2 separate regions of the Mus musculus genome follow, and region 2 is linked to region 1. A link is a loop called in an ENCODE intact Hi-C map of the cell type or tissue named here. Cell type or tissue: heart. All regions are shown on one strand.

Region 1 (8,000 bases):
TGGGCATCTGAGAGGCCCCGATTTCTGCCTTCCGGGGCTGAAGGAATGACTGGTAACTACAGGTCTCCTTCACTGTCATGGGTCCCACTGAGTCTATCATGGCCATCAGTCTGCAGCCGATCGTAGTGGTGCAGCCTTTAACTTGCACGGTGGCGTCCATGCCTCCTAGGAGCCAGAAAAGATGGGGCAACAGGGGGGGCTTAGGGAACGGGGAGCCCCGTCTTCCCTCACCTCTAGAGCCCCGAGCACCAGAAACCTGAGGGATCTTTACCTCCAGAGAATTCAAGTCTTCCTTGATAGCACTGAGTTGTGCCATTGGCACAGGGCATAGAGGGGGCACTGGAACAGGAGCCCAGGGCCACACATGTCGGGCAGTGGCGGGTTCCTGACATGTTGGAGGTTGCTGGATGGGGATAAAAAGAGGGACGGTTAAGGCTGTAACTAGCACCCCGAGAAGTCGGTCCTGGCTGTTGTATCTCCCCTACCTGTGCTGTGTAGAGGCCACACTAACCAAGACCATTACTAAGTCCCTTCCACTCTTTCAATTGATTTTCTTTTCATCAGAACCTCAGCCAATGGGGTACAGGGATAATGTAGCAGGTAAAGGCAGTTATCGTACAAACCTGGAGACCAGAGTTCAATTCTCAGCACCCATATGAAAGTGGAAGGAGAGAATTAATTCTCTAAAGCTGTCTTCTGACTTCCACACGTGTGCATGCACACATACACACCATACACATACATACCACACACACACACACACACACACACACACACACACACACACACACACGCACACACACACTAAAAAAGAAACCCCAGTGACCACATGACTTCCACACTCTGCTTAACTGTGGTGACTGAAGTGAAGGGACATTTCTTTTTTTTTTTTGGTTTTTTGAGACAGGGTTTCTCTGTGTAGCCCTGGCTGTCCTGGAACTCACTCTGTAGACCAGGCTGGCCTCAAACTCAGAAATCTGCCTGCCTCTGCCTCCTGAGTGCTGGGATTAAAGGTGTGTGCCATCACCGCCCGGCAATGAAGGGACATTTCTAGCACAAAGGTTTGTGGGTAATCAGCCGTATTACACCTCAGGTACTCCATTCAAGTTAAGAAAATGGAGGGTCACCTAACTACTTAAGACGGCTCAGCAAACATCTTCAAGGAGCTGAAATCCGAGTGGAGAAGAAGGCTGTATGTGAACGTGGGTTTGAGACAGAAATGGGAGCAGGGTTGCTGTTGGGATGGTAGGCACAGGCAGGGGTACCTTCCCTACTGACCCATCTCTCCAGCTCCCATCTACAGTGTTACAAAGTGTGAACGTGAGTTGAAGAGGGGCTTGGACTGCAAAGGCAACAACATAGAAAAGAACCCTGCAGACTTGGGGAACTCTGTTCTGTTTGGCGCACTGAGGGTAAGCGGAGCAGAAACACAGAAGACAGCCTGACATCTCAGTGCTCATCCCCCGTCCCAGGTACCTGTGGTCTCTGGCACTCGCCAGACTGACGCTAGGCTGTCTTTGTTGTTGCAGAGGGAGTCATTGCAGTAGTTACTGTAAGAGATGGCAACCAGGCCAGGAGGTGCAGTATACTGGATGAAAGTCACCGCCTCTCCTCCTTGAGAAACACAGCTCTTACTGGCCAAAACGACGGTCCTGGTTCCATCTGTGACATAGGAAGTAGAGAACATGAATAGTGGGCCCAGTGCTCAGCAGGGAGAAAGCAGAGGACACAGCTATTCTCTCTCTCAAGCCTAAGGGATCCCCCTGCCTCTGCCTCCCTGGTGCTGGGACTACAAGCTCATGCCACCCATGCCTGGCATTTTTATGTGGGTTTTGGGGATTCAACTGAGATCCATATGCATTCGAGACGAGCACCTCCCCGACTTGGCTGGCTTTCCAAAGGCCATCTTTATTGCCACGGGGTATTGAGTTTAGCTATAAACACAGATCAGTGGGAGTGAGAGGAAAAAGAGAAACGAAGCTGAGAAGACAGGCAAGGTGTTAGTTAGGCCTGGAGACCAAACCGGTCAACGGGACTGCCGTCAGCCTGCACTGAGGGGCTGGCAGCTGAGACCCACCATTCTCTTCTATCTTACCTGCTTTAATCAACAGGACCGTTTCTTGGCAAAGTTCTCCTGGATTGCACTGCTCAGCCTTTGAAGTCCAGTTAAAGGTACGGCCTGGATCGTCTTCCAGACTCAGGGTTTGACTCACCTGGCAGTAGGTATTTTGGACCACTAGGAAGATGAGGAAAAAAATGAAACTGCCCTTCTCTGTGGGGGTAACCCTTCCCCCAGTACCCTCTGTGAGCCAGTCATTTCCTACAGATACCCCACACGTACGAGTCCAACGTGAGGCGATTAGAAGAAAGATGAGCAGGACATACTGGATGCGGCAGGCTCCCATGGCTTCTCTAAGGTTGGGAAGAGCCGATCAAGACCTGGGAACTGGGACACAATTCAACCAGACAGAGAGGGGTTAAATCGTAGTTTTCTCTAAGTGTCCACTTGGTGGTAGATTTATGGTGTGCAAGACCCTAAGTCTGTCCTGAAGTAGCTTGTGAATTGACAGCAAGGCCACGGGTTTATCGTGCCTCAGTTTCCAAAGCTCTAAGACCCGGCCAGCTCTAGTTAAACAATAGGCTTTTGGCAACTGTCTTTCTTCAACTTGTAGACACAGGAGAGTGGGCCTTATGCTTTAAGCCTTAGGGACTTAACCTTAACAGCAAAAACCTCTCAAGGCCTCAGCATCTTAGCCCTTAGAGTCTAGCTCCACCAAAACTGGAATTTGGAGGGCACTGTCCTCTTCCTCCTAGGACTCAGGAGTTTGAGTTCCAGCTACTTCCCTCCCAACGGACACATGATTCTGGGCAGCCAGCCTATTCCCTCAGACTCAAAAGTCTAGGCAAACTCTGCTCCTTGATACTGAAATATAGATTCCAGGTCCTCCGTCAGAGCAAAAGTTCAGAACCCAGCACTCCTAACAGAAGAAGAGAATCTCGTTCTTCTTCCTTAGACATAGGGGTCCCACACCAGCCCCCTCTGCCTCAGAATACAGGCTGAGGGCCTCAAACTCAGCCCTTCACCCTCAGACTCAATAGACAGACCCTTGCCTCCTCCCTCAGACCCGGTAGCCCGACCAGACCTTAGCCTCCTCCCTTTGACACAGTTAGCAAGACTGTTGGCCAGACTAGACCTTAGCCTCTTCCTTCAGACACGATTAGCCAGTTTTCTCCCTCAGAACAATGAATTCAGACCCCAGTCCGCCTTCCTCAAATCCTGGAGCCTGGGCTCCAGCTTTCCTTTTTCAAACTCAGAATTCCAGATCGCTATGCCTCCTCTCTCAGACCCAGGAATCCGGGGGCCAGCTTTCCCCCATCTTATTTAGTGTTCCAGAGTTCCAGACTCCCAACCTTCCTCCCTCGGACACAGAAGTCTAGACCCCCAGTCCTCCTCTCCCAGACCCCATTGACAAACCAGACACTAGCCTCCTCCCTCAGACCTTGGAGTCCTGGCACCAGCTTTCCAGGTCCCCAACCATCTTCTCTCAGACCCAGAATTCCAGACCCCCAGCCTTTCTTCCTTCGACCCTGGAGTCCCGGCCCCTAGCGCTGCTCCCTCAGACCGAGGGGTCCCTCGGGCTGCCTTTTCCCCTCAGGAGTCCCGCCCATGACCCCTTCTCCTCCTTCCATTCCCTCCTTGGGTTTGGGGAATACCGGTCTATTTCTTTTTAAACCAGGAAAATTTTTTTCAGGCCACAGTGTGTCCTCCGTGCACCCAGCTTCGATGGCGACCGGTACCGTGTGCAGTGTTCCTGGTGCGGCTCCAGGAGGCACGGAAGGCGGGGCCAGCCTGGACAGGATACTCGAGGTCTCATTGGTTGAACGTGACTCATTGCATGGCCTGATTGGTCGAGTTTGGAGAATCACTGCATCTCATTGGTCCCCAGAGAAGCCAATCACTGGCCGCGTCTGAAGTCACATGCGCCGCCCCTGGCCGTTGCTACCCGGAGTGTATGTGGGAGCGGGGGCTCCAGGCTACGTGTTTCCCTGTTTGTGGACACTGCCTCAGCTCCCCCACCGCTCTAAATAGTAAACTTGGCGTTTGCCCATAGAACTAAATACCTACCTAAAGGGTCTTTCATATTCCTCGCCATGCCCCTGTTCCAGCACCCACCCAGAGGCCCATGTGCCAACTTAATCTTCCTCCTTCTCCATTCAGCAATGGAGACTTTCACCCTCTAATCCTGACCTTCAGGGCTGAGTAGAGGATATAGCTCTCTTTCCTGTAGCTTAAGGTGCCTCTAAATATTGTAGGTCTGAGTAGCAATCGGGGGACAGCCCAGGTTGCCTGCACATCGTACAAAACCACTTAAATTTGTCAAAACATTTGGACGAGTTACACATGGATTTAAATTCTTGGATTACATTTTAATGTGTGTGTGTGTGTGTGTGTGTGTGTGTTCATTTGTGTGTCAAGGCTCATGTCTGGAGCTTAGGGGTTCTCAGTTCCCACCTTCCAGCATGTGGGTCCAGGGAATCAAACTCAGAATTGCTAGATTTGGTAGCAGGAACTTCTATCCCCTGAGCTATTTTGCTGCTTTTCAGTTCTCCGACTTCTCTTCCCCCTCCTCCTCTCCTTCCTCCAAGTAAGTAAAACAAAAAAATGGGTTTAATTTGATCTTTAAATATATTTTACTTTGTTCAACTATTGTTTTGTTCAGGCAGAGTCTTCTAGCCCAGGATGGCGTTAAACCCTCTCTGTAGCTGAAAATGACCCTTTACTGAACCCTCTTCTTGAGTCCACCATTTATACAACACTGGGTACTAGGGATTATGGCCCATGTCCTCGAGCTTGCATGGCAAGCACTTTGCCCACTTAGGTCATCTCTCCAGACTCCCAGAAATGTCTTTTTTTCCTCTGAGACAGGGTTTCTCTGTGTAGTCCTGGCTGTCCTGGAACTTGCTCTAGAACCAGGTTGTCCTTGAACTCAGAGATCCACCTGTCACAGCTTCCTGAGTGCTGGGATTAAAGGTGTGCACCATGAGAGCCCCAAATGTCTTTTTGAATCTTAACAGATAATGTAAGAAACAAAATATTTCAATTACATTGCTCATTAGTCTTAATAGTAAGAATTTGGCTTCCTAGGATTCAATGCTCTTCAGACAGGTATGTGATTTGTGGGGGAAATGGGGAAGAATTATGACCATATATTAAGTCCCAGGGTTATAGAACATTATGTGTTGGGGTCTTTAGGAATCAGAGAAACTATTTCCTATTCTGTATAGTTCTTTCTCTTTGGGATGAGGGCCAGTGGTTTACTGGAGTTAACTAACCCAGGAAGGAGAATGTTTACATTTTCAAGAAAAACAGCCAAGCTAGTTTCTATAAATGGACATAATTATAAATTCTGAGGATTTGCAATTCAATGGGACTTTAAAAGTAATTGTTGGACAGTCACCACTTGCCATATTTCTCACGATTTGGGTCACTTATCTCTGTCACAGTTGTACGGTAGAAATGTTATATGATTGCTACTGATAAATTCCTGTTCATTATTTATGAGAGAGTGTCCCCAGGTAGATAGGGATGAAAATTCCCATATAGAAAGTCTAGCCTCAAACTTCCTGGGGCTCCCCCCTGCTTCTGTCCCTCAGGTGCTAAGATTATAGGATTGTTGCACACCTGGAACAGAGTTCTTTTCAAACCTAGCCTAGGCTGGTCTTGAACTCACAGTGTAGCCAGAGAAGACAGCCTTGAGCACTTGGCCCTCCTACCTCCATCTCCTATGCTCTGGGATTTCAGGCACGCACCCCACACCTGGTTGATACAGGGCGGCAGATGGAGCAGGTGCATGGAGATGAGCAGTCTATAGCCACAGCCCTGAGAGTTGTTTGTAATGGCAGGGTGTCAGTGTGTTCTGGGGATCTGCTGACCACACCGTGAACATGCTCAACACTACTGAACTGGACACTAGAAATGCAACTAAAATGTGTCTTCTCTTTGCATTTGGAGACAGAATCTCACAGAGCCCAGGCTGGCTCTAAAGTCGATAGTAGCCAAGGATGTCCTTGAAGTTCTGACTGCTCTGTCCTCCACGCTGGAGCCTTTTGATCATGTCCTCACATGTCTGGTCAGTGGCATCTTGGTGGCTTTGAGTAAGCACACCCCTGGAATGTGGAAATACCAGGAAGTAGAGCCTTTTTCTCCCTCCTCCCTGGGGAATCACTTGTTCAGAAATTACCATGTGTTTTGGTCGGTGTTCTACTACACCGTGGAGACACCATTACCACGCTAACTGTTATACAGGAAACAACTTCATTTAGTTCCTCACAGGCAAGCTGAAGAGGCTGTCTCTGGATCTGAAGGCAGCAGGAAGAGAAAGAAAGCCACTGGGCCTGGCTTGAGACTTTCCAACATCAAAGCCACCCCCACTGACACACTCCAACAAGGCCACACCTACTCCAACAAGGCCACACCTACTCCAACAAGGCCACACCTACTCCAACAAGGCCACACCTACTCCAACAAGGCCACACCTAATCCTTCTTAAGTAGTGCCATGCCCTAAGGACTCAGCAACTGCCACACACCAAAACTGAGGGCGGGCTTCTGTTCGGGGGTATGCTCATTAGGAGGGAATTGCAATCTCTCATAGAGCCCCTTCATGTAAGTTTGCAAACTTACGAAGTTCACAGCATCCCCAGACCTGAGGCCTGCCTGAGCCAAGTTCACAGTGGACCTGAGGCTTTATTTATTTATTTATATGAGAAAGGATCTCCTGTATATTGGTAGCTGTGGCTGACGTGGAACTCCATGGGTAGACCAGGCTGATGTTGAACTTGTGGTAATCATCTTGCTTTGGCTTCAACTGGCTTCTGCTGAAATAACAGGGGTGAAGTGCTGTGTCACACCTCCCCCTCCCCCCCATCTCTTTTTGTGATCCTAATTACTTGCTTTATTTATTTATAGACAGGCTTTCTCTGTGAGACATTGGAATTCCCTGACCTCTCTCCATAAAACAGAGTGGCACTGAACTCAGACATCCACCAGCCTCTGCCTCCCCAGTGCTGAAATCAAAGGTGTGTGCCGCCGCCACACCCAGATCTGTGGTCCTGAGCTAGCTGCACTAAGTGGATTCTGCACCCACAGATCTTTGCTGTGCAGTCTTGTCTCTCTCAAGCTTTCAATCCCTCTGCCTCAGCCTCTCAGGTTTATTTTTAATCAGGTGCCTGTGCCTGTATCTGCCTGTGGGTATGGGCATGTGAGGGCAGTGCCCTCAGGGTTCAGGAACAGGAGATTGGAGCCTCTAGAGGTAGGGTTGGGCATGGCTGGAACCATGGAACCTGGGTGCTGGGAACCAGGAAGAGCAGGATGCACTTCTGACTGCACAGTTGTCTCTCCAGCCACAGCAACATGTTTAACATACGGGGTTTGTTCCTTGGTTCCTTGGGCACCATGGGTTTCCCCTGTATTCTGATGTTACATCTGTGAGTGATTCTGTTTAGTTGGGTGTGATGGCACATTCCCATAAGCCCAGGAAGAGATGCCAAGGCAGGTTGGGGTGGGGGTTAAGATGTCTTGTAAAAGGCAGTTTTGATAGTGCAGACTGTAACCCCAGTTCTGAGGAGCTGTTCTCTATAATCTCTGCCCTCTTCTTTGCCTCATTATGTGAACTCCTGGTGGACATAACGTTACAATGATGGAGCAGTGACTCATGGGATAGAAACTCTTCTAAATGGAAGACTCCAACTTCCATCTAGACAAATAAAAAGACTGTATGATATGTATGGTGATTAATGTATTTGACAAGGTGATTTGAAAAGGAGACACTGAGGGCACTAATGTAGCACACCTTTGGGGCTGTGACTGCTGAGTGTGTTTCCAGAGATTATTAACTGAGGTGGGAATAATTCATGTGGACAACCCACCCTGAATGTGGGCAGGCACCATCTCATGCCTGGGACCCACCACTCCAATCTCTCCATTGTGGATCCAATGAC
Region 2 (8,000 bases), 65 kb after region 1:
GATCATAAGTTAGGAAGAGGGAGAGAGAGAGAGAGAGAGAGAGAGAGAGAGAGAGAGAGAGAGATGGATTGTGGGAGTGGACCCCAGGGTTTGTTAATTAGATTCAGAGGTGAGCAGAGGGTCTGTGGATGGTGCTGCCTAGGTTGGGAGAGGTAAGCGACGGGGTGGGGGGGGGGGCAAAGGTTGGTCTAAGAAAGTGTTTGCAAACTTGGTATAAGAAAGCTGGTAACTCTTGGAACTGAAGTCAAGGAGTGGGGCAGTGTCAGATTGGCTATCAGAGAAGGGAAGACTGCAGACGGGGAGGTCTTCTATATACTGAAGCAGGCAGCAGGAAAAAGGGGGAAGGCAGGCCAGGCCAAAAAGTTGGGGGACTGTCTCTGAAGCCCTGGGGGATTGTAGCCTAGTTTTGCTGCCAGGATTTTTGAGTATCAGAACCCATCTATGTGAAGGTAAAATGGTCTTGAGAGTGGGCAGAAGGTTCTGTTAGCTGCTTTGACTGTTACTGTGGGAGTATTGTCCCATGAAGGAGTGGAGCATAGAAATGATGGGTTTGAGGCCCAGCAGAGGCTGGTTAATGGTAGGAGGCATTGTGGTTTGTAAATGTAGGAAGAAGGGTCTTTAAATGTGCTGTACAGCAAGAGAAGGTGAGGTGATACCCCACAGAATGCGGTCGGCTAAAAAAGTGGGCACAGGGAATGGGAGGCTTTAGAATTTCTGGAGAGTGGGAGCATGTACAAACAGGGGAGCGTGTACAAACAGGGGAGCATGTACAAACAGAAGGGCATGTACAAACAGAGGAGTGTGTACAAACGGGGGAGTGTGTACAAACAGGGGAGTGTGTACAAACAGGGGAGCATGTACAAACAGAAGAGCATGTACAAACAGGGGAGTGTGTACAAACAGGGGAGCGTGTACAAACAGGGGAGCATGTACAAACAGGAGAGTGTGTAGAAACAGGAGAGCATGTACAAACAGGGGAGCTTGTACAAACAGGAGATCGTGTACAAACAGGGGAGTGTGTACAAACAGGGGAGTGTGTACAAACAGGGGAGTGTGTACAAACAGGGGATTGTGTACAAACAGGGGAGTGTGTACAAACAGGAGAGCATGTACAAACAGGATGGCATGTACAAACAGGGGAGCGTGTACAAACAGGGGAGCGTGTACAAACAGGGGAGTGTGTACAAACAGGGGAGTGTGTACAAACAGGGGAGTGTGTACAAACAGGGGAGCATGTACAAACAGGGGAGTGTGTACAAACAGGGGAGCGTGTACAAACAGGGGAGCGTGTACAAACAGGAGAGCATGTACAAACAGGATGGCATGTACACACAGGGGAGCGTGTACAAACAGGGGAGTGTGTACAAACGTGAGCGTGTACAAACAGAGGCTGAGGAAGGGGGGGACATACAGGAGCTTTGGGAGCTGTTGTTGGGACAGAAGACAAAGTTTGTGACAATTTTGGAGAGGCTATCCTTTCCTAGTCAGGGAACGGGACTTGAGGGAGGGGGGATGGAGCGAGAGGAGGAAAACCCTGAAAGGAGGAAGTTAAGCGAGGGGTCTGGAGGGATAGAGGGTCCAGGTTTGTGTGTTGAAGCAGAGCCTGTGTAAGGCAGAGGGACTGAGAGGGGTTCCCAGACTTCTCCTGAGTCATGGCTTGGATTTACACACCTTCAATTTCTTTCTCAGACCCACAGCCCCTTAAGCTTTTCTTACACCGGCAAAATGTATCTGAATCTCTGCATCCTTAGACCCTATTACTTGCATCTTTCATTTCTGCCTTGACCTACCTAACTTAGCTGTCTGTTCCTTATGACCTTCAGCAGCTCCAGTCTTCGTTAGTGGAGGCCTGTCAGCGAGGCAAAGTGTACACAAGTCTTAGATGGTTCACTGCCGAGGCAGTCTGTCCCCAGCTGTCAGACACATGCAACATTTAATCTCCAGTAGTCACTCAGAGCAGCAGTCTTCCCTGTCAGACCCAGGCCAGGGAAGTTTTCCTGTAGAGGGAGAACTTGGAAAAACTGACCTCATTTTGACCAAGGCAGAGTACAGCAGCCAACCCAAAAGTGTCCAAAGGTTTGTGCAGCAGGTTCCCGGACGCAGTTGAGGCATGGGGCAGTTCAGCCTTGTGGTTATCGTCCCCACAATTCAGGTGGAGCCATTGGTGAGGTGTCCAATCTCTTTTCTTTGGAGACTTTTAACTTTTTTTTGTTGTTGTTAGGAGGGGGAATCTCTGTTTATTGTGGGAAGGTTTGTTTTCAACATTTTAAAATGCCGTGTTCAGCAGATCCCTGAGGAATTTGAAGACCAAGGTATATTTACTAAATATACCTGATCTTAGGCTTAGCCTGGAGAACACATACAAGAGGCTAAATAAAGCTTATTTTGGTAAATAACCATGAGTGTAAGTATACTTCTGAACACATTAAAGAATTCGATTACTTATAAGGTTGACTATTAACCTGCATGTCTTAATTATCTTAACAGTTTACAATGTTAGTACACTTTTATTATCCATGTTAAGTTTGAGCCTTAAAATCTGAGTTGACAATTTGATTGGAGATCCTTTACCATCAAAATGAACCATAATTAGAGTCAGTAAACTTCTACCATTACAGAGTATTACACTTTTTTTTTCCTCATTCAGTTTAAGCTGTAGGCAGTGTCAGGACAGGAAAGGGTTAAGTTGGGAAAGTGGCATTGGGCCTTGGTGGCCTTAACAGGGGAGGTAGGGCTGCCAAGGGAGCCAGTGTGACTTAAACTTCCACTGTAGATGATGGGCGGGGGAGTTTGGTTTCAGGATGGGAAGGGGGTTCTGTAGAGGTGCAGCGTGTGGGGCGTCGCAGTAGTTCAGAAGCTGCAGTTCCTCTTGGAGGAAAGGTGTGGGTTTGTTTGAGAGGTGGGGTTGCTAGAGAGGGAAAAAGTGAAGTTGAGCATGGGGTTGCAAGTGCTCAGTGCGCATGAGCACTGACTTCTCCCGGCTAGCCAGGGCTGGACTGGGCTGTGCAGAGTGGGTCGGGCAGATTGGCAGTGGAGGCGCTGGCAGTGGAGGAAATCTGGAGAGGAATCTGTTGTAGGGGCAGAAGGAAAAAAAGCCAGTGGCTGCAGTGCCTCTGGCCAGCTAAGGTCAGCTGCAGCAGCTAGGGGCGTGGCCACAAGGGGCGTGGCCTGTGCGGTATCCTGTAGGGCTTGGGCCTGAGAGGCGTGGCCTGCAGCATCTATGCCAAGGGGTGCAGTGGTGGCAGCCGCGGAAGTGGCAGCTGAGGTGGGCTTTCGGAAGGCCTGGCCTGTAAAGCCAACCGGTGGGCTGCAGTAGGGGTGGATCTGTGCGGGCACATTGGGCACACGGTGTGATTCTGTTGTTGTGACTCCTAGCTATGCCAGGTGCATGCACAGCAGCTTGTGGGCACAGAATGCTGAGCAGTCAGTATTTCTGCAGCTCGCAGCGGATTAAATAGGACAAGAAACAGAGTGTGTATGAAACAACAGAACGCAGAAAAAAGTTCAGGGAGGGTAGGGGCCACACAGAGGGCTTGGAGCAGAGAGAAGAGAAAACAGAGCCACACTCAGGTGCAGAGTTATCCTTGAGTGCCGAAGTGCAAGGTTAATATTTTGAGTATGAGTTTTCTGGGTGGAGGAAGCTATTCCCATCGCCAGTGGAGGCTGATGGGCCAAGGTAGAGACAGGTGTCCCATGAATCTCCAGAGACTGTAAGGAGATCTCTGGGAACAAGAGATCTTATAGTCACCCAGTTTCCATCACCGAAAGAAAAGACACAGTTGTTCCTTGAAGACCTTCCGGGACCTGTCAATGGGGATTTTTGGAGGGGGGAGGGGCTCCAGATTCTGGCAGTACAGCTGCCAAAAGTGTAAGGAAAGCTTGCCAACCACACTGACCTGAACAGCATGGGCTCCCGGAAGTGCAGGAAGGCGAGGAGTTTAGGGGGAAACTTACCAGTTAGCCACTGTTAAATAGAGAAGGCCTGAGGTCCAAATGCGCAAGAACTGGGCTAATAGTGTGTGTGTGTGTGTGTGTGTGTGTGTGTGTGTGTGTGTAGGTGAAGTGGGAGGGGGGGGTTCTAAAGGCTGAATCCAAGTTACAGCATCAATGAAAGTCTTAGCACCTGTTCAAGATAGCCCAAGACCCAGATCTCAGCACGAAGGAGATTCATTTGCCTTAGAGGGACAAAGGGCAGGGAATAAGAGACAAAGATAGGAGATAGAAGACAAGGGAGAGGGGCAAGGGGTGTTTGTTCTGAATGGGAAGTTGACAAAGGACTGCCTCTGGATGAAGAGGGACAGGGGAGGCCCGTAGGAAAATGGCAGGTTATAAAGGTTCAGGGGGGGAGCTCCGCGTTAGGATGGGGCGTGTGAATTAGGTGAGCCAATGGGGGCTTTTGATTGCTCGATGTCAGTAGCTTGACAGCTGGACCTTGGTAGTCAGTCTTAGGGGGAGGGAGTGGCCAAATAAGGGAACAGACCTTGATTAAAGGATGAAATCTAAGTTTTTTACCAAGGCAGAGGGAATAAGGGAGAAGGGTAAGGCCTGCCAGAGCTTAGGGTCTCTTCATTAGACACAGACTGGCATTAACAACAGACAACAGGGATAGAAAGAAGACACAGAAAGAAGCAGAGAGTTCAAATTCTCAATCTTGGTCTAAACTACTCTGAGAGGAAAAAATCTTTTGATTCTCGAATGTGGGACAGATACAACCAGTTCCCTTTCTTTTAAATATACCTTAACTGAAAATGTGCTTGATTCTTAATAATGTCTGTGTTCAGAAACTAGCTTCCATTCCTTCAAAAACTTTAATGTCAACTCTCATGGGCTGAAATTATCTCCAAAATACCACTGTCTACACCCCAAAGAGAAAGAACCAGATAGAACAGGAATTAAGGGATATAGCTTTCTCTGGTACATAAAGACACCAACCCATTCTGCCCATTCTACAGCCTAAAAGTATCTGGCCTAATTTCTCCCCATCCCCCTCCAGAAGTCACAAATCACTTACTTGTCTGAGAGCATTAAATTCTATGAGATGGCAAACAGTATTGAGGACTACTATATAATGTAACCACTGTGACTTAAAAAAAAACATTTCTTAAAGATTCATTTATTTATATTGTATACAATGTTTTACATGAATGTACATTTAAGCAGCATGCTCGTGCCCTGCGCTCTAGGAGTTCCAAAGAGGGTGTCGGATCCTACTAATCTGAAATTGGGGTGCTTGTGAGCCACCATGTAAGTGCTGGAAATTGAACCTGGGTTCTCTGCAAAACAAGCAAGAATTCTAAACCCTGAGCCCTCTCCAGCCCTTAAAAAAAAAAAAAAAAAAAAAAAAAAAAAAAAACCTGATGGGTCTGGAGAGTTGAGTCCGCAAGTAACGTCCCTGACAAACAAGCATGAGGACCTGAGGTCAGATTCCCAGAACCCAGGCAAAAACCACGCACAGCAGGGATTACCTGTGACCCAGCTCTAGAGGGTAGAGACAGAATTGGTGAGCTCCAGAGCCTGTGACACACCCTGTCTCAGAAAACAAGGTGCAGACCAATAAAAGAAGACATCCATCTCAAGAACTGGCCTCTGCACATGTGCACACAGCAAAGGCTCACTTCTGGGCAAGAGTATCATACTACTCCTAGTAGTCCTAATGCGATGTAGCCAAGCCACAACTTCGTAAGATCTGCAGCATTTGGCTCTAGAGCCTTATGGGGCTTCGTCCTACATGGGGCTCGAACCACTTTTTCCCAGGGGTTTCCTATCAGAGATCCTGCATCTCAGATATTTCCATTGCCATTCACAGCAGTAGCAAAATTACAGTCATGAAATAGCAATGAAATAATTTTCCAGTTGGGAGGGAGGCAGCTCGACCCGAGAAACTGTATTAGAGGGTCACAGCATTAGGAAGACGCTGAGACCTGACGGACAATGTGCTAGAGTTTAGTCACTTCAAATTCTAGACATATTTTACACATAATTAAGAGATTTACAAAATCTTTTCTTACAGACTTTTCTCTAGTAAGAATGTTTTAACTCACAATGTCCACTTATGCTCCATATCTGTTAACTCACAATAACTGTTCTGAAACTACACAGTGTCAACCCTTCCTTCCTTCGCAGCAAGGAGCTGGCACCCATGTGAAACAGCATGTCTCCCTCTGAAGCCCCATGGGTTGCAGCTGTGCCAAAGAACAAAGCATCAGTGCTCTGAGTGCCTGGGGGACTCCTGCCTGCCCCCATGGTCACTGCACCATTCACAACAGCAGCGAGCCCAGCGACACATAAAGACCGCGTGCTGTGTGAGATGCAGTTCTAAGCGGCCACTGCTATACCAGTGACATCAAAGGAAGTAAGGGATGAAGGCTACATCTGCATGAAGTAGTAGGTCTATCTCAAGGCTACAGTGCTACCCAGCATACCCAGCAAAAACAACAACAAAAATAAAAACTCCCTAGTGACATTTTTATGAACCATAACTCAGAAGTCCAGTTAGAGACAGAAAAATAATGACCAAAAACATCTATGCCAGGTTTTGTGAGGCAGTGGAGGAGGGGGATTTACCTAACTCTGAATGTGAAATAGTATTTCATCAAGAAAGGCTGCTTATCAAAAACTCGAATTCTCCTGTGACTACCTTTGCCTGGAACAGTCTGAGTTGTAGGGAGGGCACCCATGATTTGTCGTTGACATACACCGCAATGTAATTCTCTGTCTAGTAACAAAGTGATACCCAGGCTGACCAGGTGCTGCATATGCCCGACACGCTCCAACAGGGACAGATGCATGCAGCAGACACAGCTCAGCAAGGAACATCAGCTCTTCAGGCCCTCCCCCGAGATCTTGCCAAGCCTTTCCCCTCCAGTCACTAGTCTCTCTGTCCGACACACTGTTGAGACACAGACTGTTTTCTAGAGCTTGACAACCCCATCACCCCATTGTTACCTTGAGAGAGATCTACTACTCCATGTCGGTTTTAAAGATCAACTTGCATACCCAAAACTAAGATATACGAATGGTGTCATTACAGGGAACCATGGAATTGGCCTGGCCTAGCTGCCTTAGGAGGCATGGGTCCTAGGTTTTTCATGGTTGAGTCCGTGTCTCCAAGGGCACCGTGTGCCTCTCAGTTCCTTAGAGACTGATTTAGAGGTGGCCTTGTGTGTAGAGGCAAAGCCTGTGGTAGCATGGAGGCTTCTCAGGTCCTCCCTCATCATGGCAGTGGGGAAAATGCCAACAGAGGGCCAGAAACTGGGAGTCCCAGTGGCTGTGGTACTTCATCACCATGGCAACCATGGGGGTTCCACTGGTCTCTTTGGGTGATTCCAAACAGGTGTTTGGGTGTTCCTGGCCAACAGGAACAATGTAAAAGGAAGAATGTGTGAATGGAGATGGTGGGGGGTTCCTTCTGTGAACACCATTCCTTGTCAACTGGAGCCCCAGAGCCAGGGTCTGTGAAAGGCTGTTGGGGAGCCAGGTTAAGCCCTGTTATAGAGAGTTAGGAAGACAGACTTGGTTGCTACCTCAGCCTGTATAGCGCTTGGAGCACAGCACGCTGAGGACCCAAGTTCGATCTCCAAAACCCATGTGAAAAGCTGCATGCGGAGCCAGACCCGCAGTCTCTCCTCCGATCCTTCCACATGTGAGGAGTCCTGGGTGCATGTTCTCATCAGCCAGGGAGCAGCAGCCGACTTCCCTGCAGCAATGAAGCTACGCTCCCAAAACCACGAGGCATAATGAAGCTTTCCTCCCTTCAGTAGGCTTTTGTTAAGCTCAGAGGAGGGGTGGACTGGGGAAGATGCTTCCTGGGTTTCCAGTCTCACTCTTCTTTCCACTTCTCAGTGGTGTGAGCATGGGTTCCTCAGCCCATGTGGGGCTCCCAAAGGACTGTGACACTCAAGTACACATCCTCCATTCCCCTCTCACAGAGCCACCATTGGGCAATGCAGGTTTCAGCCTGGAATGAAACTGCCTATAACTATAGCCCTATAGCCTCCCCC

Evidence for each region. Peaks named below come from ENCODE experiments on the same cell type or tissue, not always from the same donor. Only the 100,000 strongest peaks of a DNase experiment are listed, where the experiment ranks them.
Region 2: a loop joins it to region 1, with 2.8 times the contacts of the local background. A loop is called at or near these places in 19 of 42 quality-filtered maps.

The regions. Positions count from the first base shown.
Region 1 is chr7:24,668,238-24,676,237 of GRCm38, forward strand. Tex101 (testis expressed gene 101) reads right to left here and starts at 3,813. Exons shown (of 6, transcript NM_019981.2): 1 at 3,715-3,813; 2 at 2,342-2,446; 3 at 2,096-2,236; 4 at 1,477-1,662; 5 at 272-403; 6 at 1-165. The coding sequence starts at 2,405. In heart, no CTCF peak of the experiment used is centred here; no DNase peak of the experiment used is centred here.
Region 2 is chr7:24,733,094-24,741,093 of GRCm38, forward strand. No RefSeq gene overlaps it. Among named protein-coding and RNA genes, the nearest start is that of Lypd11, 10 kb to the left of the region's middle. In heart, no CTCF peak of the experiment used is centred here; no DNase peak of the experiment used is centred here; H3K4me3 peaks cover 499 bases.